3 separate regions of the Mus musculus genome follow, and all the other regions are linked to region 3. A link is a loop called in an ENCODE intact Hi-C map of the cell type or tissue named here. Cell type or tissue: left cerebral cortex. All regions are shown on one strand. Region 1 has its middle 5.4 kb from the start of Kcnq5. Region 2 overlaps Kcnq5 (potassium voltage-gated channel, subfamily Q, member 5). Region 3 overlaps Kcnq5 (potassium voltage-gated channel, subfamily Q, member 5).

Region 1 (2,500 bases), 560 kb after region 3:
TCTGAGGCTGGCCAGACTGCTAGATGTTCTGATAATTGGAATCTGAGGCCTGCATTACTTTGTCAATGAGAAATTGTCCACTTGAAAACAGCCTGGCCCGAGGGCACAGAAAGAATGTAGGAGATGTGAACTGAAGTTCTGAGAATGAGGCCACACCTGTGCTAAACATTCTACAAGGCCGATAGACTGGAACCTCTCTGATTATAGAGAGCTGGAATGCTGTGGATATACTGATCTGTCTTCAGCATCTCCATTGTCATTTCTGGCCCACCTCTGTGTTTGACCTAACTTCTATTTGACTAGCTGGTAAAATCTCTTTTATCTTCCACCAACCCAAAGGCAAAGAATGCCATCAGATGATACATGAGGCCTGTAGCAGAGCTTTACTGATATCCACACAGATGTGGTTTTTAAATGCTTTCATTTATAGCATTTTCTGTTCCATACCTATAAAAAGCCATTCCTAAAGCTATTACTACATTGGATCTTGGAATTCAGGAGTCAACTGAATCAGTGTTCTCATGACATGGTCTCTCATATTTGGCCCCAGGATACACTATGCCTCATTCCCTTTGAGGTGAGCACTGTGGTTATACTTCAACCATGTGTATGTGGCTGTCACAAGTGGGTTGGTGAGGGGCTGGACACAGAGCTTCAATAGATCTCCCTGTTCCCAGGCCAGCAGCTACCTTTTTTCCTAAAACTTCCCAAATATTGTCCTGATCAGCACTACCAAAGTAAAATAATTATACTTACTATGTGTTCAGTGTGTGCTAACACTGGTTTAAGTCATTATTTCACTTGGTTTAAACAGTAACCTTATAAGTATGTGTTTTTAAACCAGAATTCTGATTATATTTAAAAAGAAGAAATAGATTCAGTGGTCATCTTTAGTTTTCTGTGAAAATAAAGAGTCTTCTTATGTAGGTATTTTTATTAAAAAATTTAAAGCAGACCCAAGTCTTGTGGTATTGTTTTAACATTGGATGTATATTTTGATCCTTTCTTAACACTAACTTCAGGTTAATTCATGAAGCCCTACTTACGTAGCCTACTCTAGCAGATTACTTTGCCAGTCTTATCTCTTAGATACTGTTTGAAAGCTTCTTCTGAGGCACGACTTAAATGGAATCGTTAGATTCTTCCATGATCCATACAGCTAGAAATAGTCAAGTTGATACAGAAGTGAAAAATCTCCTGTGAGCTAGTGTATTAGAAAATTCTGTTATAATTCTATGCCCCCTAGTGGTACTGACATTTTACCATTATTCTTCAATGAGGAAATATAAGGATGCATTCTTTATGAAGCTCCTATCATGCATCTATTCTTTCTATATGCAATCAACAAGTGCCTTAGATAAAAATAGAAATAGTCCTGTTTTTTAGCATGTTCAAATCAGATGAGAAAGAGGCATAAATTAAATCATTATGACATAGTGCTGAGTTCAGAAAAGGTTACGTAGAATGCCATGCAAACTACAGAGAATTTCCTGGAGGATGCCATAAATGGGAAGGTATTGAAGAAGCAGCAGATTGCACTGAGGACATGAGGGCAGCATCTTCAAAGAGAAAACATTGGTGGAAACAGACCTCACCATGCTTTTAGAATGACAAGTAGTTAGGCTGTACTCCAGTTGAGCTGCTTTGGAAAACAAAGCTGTATGCAGGAGGCAGAAGAACCGCCACAGGAATTCCACTGCATAGGGACTAAGGCAAGACTAGTCTTGTATCCTGAAGAACGGAGAGCCACCTGAGACTATTGAGCAAGAAATCTTTTCTTATTTCCACTTCCAGAACAGTGCTCACTCAGTACAAACTGAGAACCTACCAGAGATGCTCATTGTTCCAAGTCAGAGGAATCAAAGATGATGACCTAGAGAAACACGTACACATTTTACTGTACTCAGAGATCAGTGCCTTATTCAGTCATCATGAGAGATGCTTCTTCTTGGAGCAGATAGAGACAGATGCAGAGACCCTCAGCCAGAGATTGCACACAGAGTGAGCCCGTGACATTTTACCATTATTCCTCAATGAGGAATTAAAAACTCATTTTTTATGAAACTGCTACCATGCATTTATTCCCTCTGCATGCAATCATCAATAAACAGGTGTCTTACTAGTTGGAGTAGTATAAAAATGAAAATACAAATAGTCCTGGTTTTTTAACATGTCCAAATCAAGTAGGAAAGATGGATAAATAAGTTCTATTGGATGGATTAAAAAAGGTTGTAAGGAGGATGTCTCCATTACTTACCTCCCCTCAGAGCTCAGGGAACCAACCCTGTGGAAGAGGAAGGTGAAAGAGTTTAAGACTGTAAGAGCCAAAGGGGTTGGAAGACACCCAGAGAACATGGTCCTCCGAATCAGCTGAGCAAAGTTCCTATGAACTTAGAGAGATTGAAGCAGAGAAAGCACAGGGGTGACACAGGGCTGCACCACGTCCTCTGCATACAAGTTACATCTTTCAGCTTAATTAGTATTTCATGGGACTCCTGAG
Region 2 (2,500 bases), 270 kb after region 3:
TGGAATATTTCAGTATAACATCAATCTCCCTAGATACCTGTAAGTGACTGCAGTGCTGAGACTTCCAATACTTGAGGATAACTGATAGGTGTTCTCATCAGTGAGAAGCATCATAACTACTGAGAGAAATGGTCCAGAAAGCCTGGAGCTTTCCACTTACTGAACAACACTGCAACATTTTTTTCCCTGCCTCTTATTGGTTACTCGTCTTCCTTACCCAAAGACTCTCAGTTTATCTTGTAACTGTAATTCCCACTGACAAGTTACCTGGGAAAGGCATTCCACAAAGGTGCAGTGGAAAGTTCTTGAACAATGTACCTCTGCTTTCCACCTTCCATGACTTTCACTGGAGAATTCCATGTGGGAGAGAAGATCACATCAGCCGGATGTAGAGTGGCTATATACTTTTTGCATGCCCCAGAATTCAACTGCGATGCAGTATTCTTGTTTTGTTTCTTTTGCAATAGAAAGGTCCGTCAATGCTCAACCTTTTGAGGTTAGGAACTTTCCCTATTCCCTGCTCTGTAATAGTCATTGTGAATATAATTAGTAAGGTCAACCATTTTTAGCAAGTAAAAGCAAAAGTCTCTAAATTAAATAGCTGAAGTTATTTGAAGTCTGAACATCACCCATAGGTGAGATATGAAAATAAATTCATTTTCGACTTTAGTGGAAGTGAGAACAGGAAAAAAGTCTCCTTTCCTTAGATTAGAGAAGACCTTTTGTTAAGACTGATGGGCAAAATAATCACACTGCAGGCAAGCATGCCCTTGCTGTCTGGTGCTGTTTGGGAAGCAGGGCCTATATAAAACTATTAGTGCGAAGGAGTCACCTCATTGGAATTCTCCTCTTTATCATCGGTACAAACCCAGTTTCCAGCACATTTCTATTTTCTTTCCATCTATTCTCCCACCCCCTGAAAGGCCTGAGTATATGTGTTGATATCAGAGGCATCCCAAGGATTTTAAGACAGCGATGCTATCTGGTAGTTACTATAGTATAACTATATAATATTCAGGGCAAAACCTGAATTCTTTTTGCTTTGCTTGAGGAATTAATACTTGCTATTAATGCTGTGTAAACAATAACGTGGCTGGGGAAAACACATAAAAGGAGGACTTGCTACCATAGAAACCACCATAGAGTCTGCTCGGTCAGTGTTGTTCCTAGAGTTGTGTAAAAGAACTCAGCTTTAATAATTTAACATTAAAAATGAATTTTTCTCCAAAAGACCAATATATAGTGATGACTCAATTCCCTGAGATTGTCTACCTGGGATCAAAGCCAAAACCAGCTCATTTCCTCAGCCTAGGGAGGATTCAATTAGCAGATTCATATGGGGGCTCTGTTTGCTCTACAACCTCCCCGTGAATTTAGAGACAGTGTGAGCTCCTTGGTACAGAATATGCTCTTTTGCAGGGGTGATGTGTTTCATGGATCTTACATTTCAAGACAGATTTATTTTTATGTGTGAATATTCAAAGACAGGATCTTATATAAATTGTTATGTAAGGTTAGACGTGAAACACATGTTCAATAATGAACTTGTCATTTTTTTCTGGAAATAGATGCAGAGTTTTAAAACAATTATAGAAAAGATTTTTATTTTTTAATATTATTCTTTTTAAAATTTTAAATTATTTGATCTACTTTTGAGAACTTCATATACATTTACATTATTTATTACTCTTCTCAACTTCTCTTGTGTTCCCCAACCCCAGGCTTTCTCCAGCTGCTGCTATGAAACACCATGACCAAATGCAAATTGAAGATCAAGGGCTTATCTAGTTTATGTTTCCACATTGTAGTCCATCACTGAAGTCAAGACCAGAACTCAAACAGGGCAGGAACCCAGAGTTAGGAGCTGATGCAGAGGCCATGAAGGGGTGCTGCTTACTGGCTTTCTCCTTGTGGCCTGCTCAGCCTGCTTTTTAAAAAATGTATTAGTTATGTTATTTATTTAAATTTCAAATGTTATCCCCCTTCCCAGTTTTCCCTCTGGAAACCTCTTGTGCTACCCCCTTGCTTCTATGAGGGTGCTACCTCACCCACCCACCCACTCCCACATCACTGACCTAGTGGCCCCCTATACTGGGGCATTTAGCTTTCACAGAACCAAGGATACCCCTTCCCATTGATGGCAGATAAGGCCATCCTATGCTACGTATGCAGCTGGAGCCATGGGTCCATCCATGTGTACTCTTTGGTTGGTGGTTTAGTCCCTGGGAGTACTCAGGGGCTGGTTGGTTGATATTGTTGTGTTTTCTCATAGAACCTATGACTACCAACCCAGGAGTAGTCATACCCACAATGAGCTGTGGCTTCCCACATCAATTACTAATTAAGAAAATGTCCTACCTCCAGTCTTGCCTACAGCATAATTTTTTGGAGGCATTTTCTCAATTGGGGTTCCAACCATCAGATGGCTCTAGCCTATGTCAAGCTGACATAAAGTTAGCCTACATGAAAACATGCGCCCTCCAAAGTACCTGGCTTGAGC
Region 3 (2,500 bases):
GAGAGGCCAAGTCGCTTGGCCCATACTTAAAGAACTATCAAGCATGGGATAGGAATGAGTCAGCTTGACTCCAGAGTTAAGCCCTTAATTATTATTATTTTTTTTATTATGTATTTTCCTCAATTACATTTCCAATGCTATCCCAAAAGTCCCCCCCCCCACTCCCCTACCCACCCATTCCCATTTTTTTGGCCCCGGGGTTCCCCTGTACTGGGGCATATAAAGTTTGCCTGTCCAATGGGCCTCTCTTTCCAGTGATGGCCGACTAGGCCATCTTTTGATACATATGCAGCTAGAGTCAAGAGCTCAGGGGTGCTGGTTAATTCATAATGTTGCACCTACAGGGTTGCAGATCTCTTTAGCTCCTTGGATACTTTCTCTAGCTCCTCCATTGGGGGCCCTGTGATCCATCCAATAGTTGACTGTGAACATCCACTACTGTGTTTGCTAGGCCCCGGCCTAGTCTCACAACAGACAGCTATATCACGGTCCTTGCAACAAACGCTTGCTAGTGTATGCAATGGTGTCATCGTTTGGAGGCTAATTATGGATGGATCCCTGGATATGGCAGTCTCTAGATGGTCCATCCTTTTGTCTCAGCTCCAAACTTTGTCTCTGTAACTCCTTCCATGGGTGATTGTTTCCAATTCTAAGAAGGGGCAAAGTGTCCACACTTTGGTGTTCGTTCTTCTTCAGTTTCATGTGTTTTGCAAGTACAATTTGCAAAGCCCTTAATTATTATACTCTCCTACTGTCTTAATACTTTGGTACTTTGACGTACTAGGGCCTTTTTCACTCACATAACAGGTGCAATAAACCATTGCCAAGTGAATGGCCTATTCTTAATGGCAATTCCTGGCTGGCCTTTGGGGGACAAAGAAAAGGCTGAGAAGTCAGTTATACTTAGTGGAGACTCTTCTTCACACGAACGAGTTGTATCACAGGGCTAATTAATGCAACAGACGATTCCTCAGGTCAGTGTCCTTGGATGCTGTTGGTAATCAAGAGGCGTGGAAAAAACGATCCTGTTGAACAAAACAGATGTACTCCACTAACACCACTAGAGGGTGCTGAAGATTCACCACAGACTCTGAATTGGCACCTCCTCCAGAAACTGGAGAAGCCTGCTCACACATTTTCTGAGAACTAAGGAACTACAGCAAAGTTAAACTCTGGGTAGAATATGTCTATAAATACACACAAACACATGTGTGCTTCTGAGGAGCTAAGGAAATGTAGGTGCATTTGTTGTGTTGCCACAAGTTATAAAATCTCACAAGAGTCTCCTTCCAGTAGCTCTAAATCAGGGTGAAGACATGAATATGCAGCGAGAAGAATCCTGAGAAAACAGAAGCAGCAGTGACTATTGCTGCCACCAACAGATGGATGGTCCGGCCAGCCGCCAAACCGTGCGTGGGGCAGAGAGGGCCCAACTGACTGTGAACTGAAGAGGCGTTTGATTGACTGTGAAGAGAGCACTATTACCCAAGCTTGGCTGCTCTTCGGAATCACCCAGGGAGCTTGGGCTCTGACTCTAATTCTGATTTAATTGGTCTGGGATACGACCCAGAGATTTTTGAATCTTTCTCCTCTTATTTTGAGACAGAATTTCACCATGTTGCCCATGCTGGATTTAAATTCTGAGACTCAAGTGGTCTGAGTACCTGGAAATACAGGCTGTGTAGCTGCCACACGAGACTAGGCATCAATACATACATATGCGTGCGCGCGCGCGCACACACACACACACACACACACACACACACACACACACTTTACTTTGTAGTGCTGTGGATTAAATCCAGGGATTTATGAATACCAGGAAAGTGCTTTTTAGAGCTACACTCCAAGCCGCAGAGATTTAATGACAACCTTGGTCTTGTTTGCCTGCTGTTGTGATAAACACCTGCTTGGATAGGAAATGGATAATTTCACCTTCTAGTCCACCACTGAAGGAAGCCAGTGTAAGACACAAGCCCCTTCAGCCACAGCACTTTCGGACTAGTAAGGCAGCTGGCAAGCAGACAGAAGGCAGCTGGGAGCACAGGTCAATATGAGAGTGCAGAGATGGAGAGTGTTCAGCTAGGCTGGAGGAAATAGTAGCACATGGTTTCTGGAGGTAACAGCCTGTCACAGGGATCCTGTATGTCCACCTCTAAGGCATCTGATCATATATTCCACTGTCTCTAAAATACATGTGCGGTTCCTCTCTGGACATTCTTCCTACTTTGTCTTGGATTCTTGAGGTCCTATGCTCAGCTCTTTTGTATGTCACAGCCTTTCTTCTGAGTTCAGAAAACTCCATTTTCTGATGTTTCAGTTGCCGTGAGAAATGCAGCCTCTAATAACTTTAAAATCAAGGATCCAGGGTGGTGGCGGCATATGCTTGTAGGCAAGCAGATCTCTGTGAGTTCAAGGTCATCCTGATCTACAATGTTCCAGGATAGCAAGGCCTACACAATGAAACCCTGTCTCGATAATAAAATAAATACAAAGAAAG

Evidence for each region. Peaks named below come from ENCODE experiments on the same cell type or tissue, not always from the same donor. Only the 100,000 strongest peaks of a DNase experiment are listed, where the experiment ranks them.
Region 1: a loop joins it to region 3, with 8 times the contacts of the local background. A loop is called at or near these places in 27 of 42 quality-filtered maps.
Region 2: it touches region 3 in a loop (4-fold over the local background); 3 of 42 quality-filtered maps call a loop at or near these places.

The regions. Positions count from the first base shown.
Region 1 is chr1:21,966,103-21,968,602 of GRCm38, forward strand. No RefSeq gene overlaps it. Among named protein-coding and RNA genes, the nearest start is that of Kcnq5, 5.4 kb to the left of the region's middle. In left cerebral cortex, a CTCF peak has its summit at 1,249 (motif pointing left); no DNase peak of the experiment used is centred here.
Region 2 is chr1:21,675,654-21,678,153 of GRCm38, forward strand. All of the region lies in intron 1 of Kcnq5 (potassium voltage-gated channel, subfamily Q, member 5), which reads right to left. Among named protein-coding and RNA genes, the nearest start is that of Kcnq5, 290 kb to the right of the region's middle. In left cerebral cortex, no CTCF peak of the experiment used is centred here; DNase peaks (open chromatin) are centred at 1,331 and 1,734; H3K27ac peaks cover 2,098 bases.
Region 3 is chr1:21,410,333-21,412,832 of GRCm38, forward strand. The region is part of intron 11 of Kcnq5 (potassium voltage-gated channel, subfamily Q, member 5); the gene reads right to left. Among named protein-coding and RNA genes, the nearest start is that of Khdc1b, 28 kb to the left of the region's middle. In left cerebral cortex, a CTCF peak has its summit at 1,062 (motif pointing right); DNase peaks (open chromatin) are centred at 1,152 and 1,318; H3K4me3 peaks cover 188 bases; H3K27ac peaks cover 1,318 bases.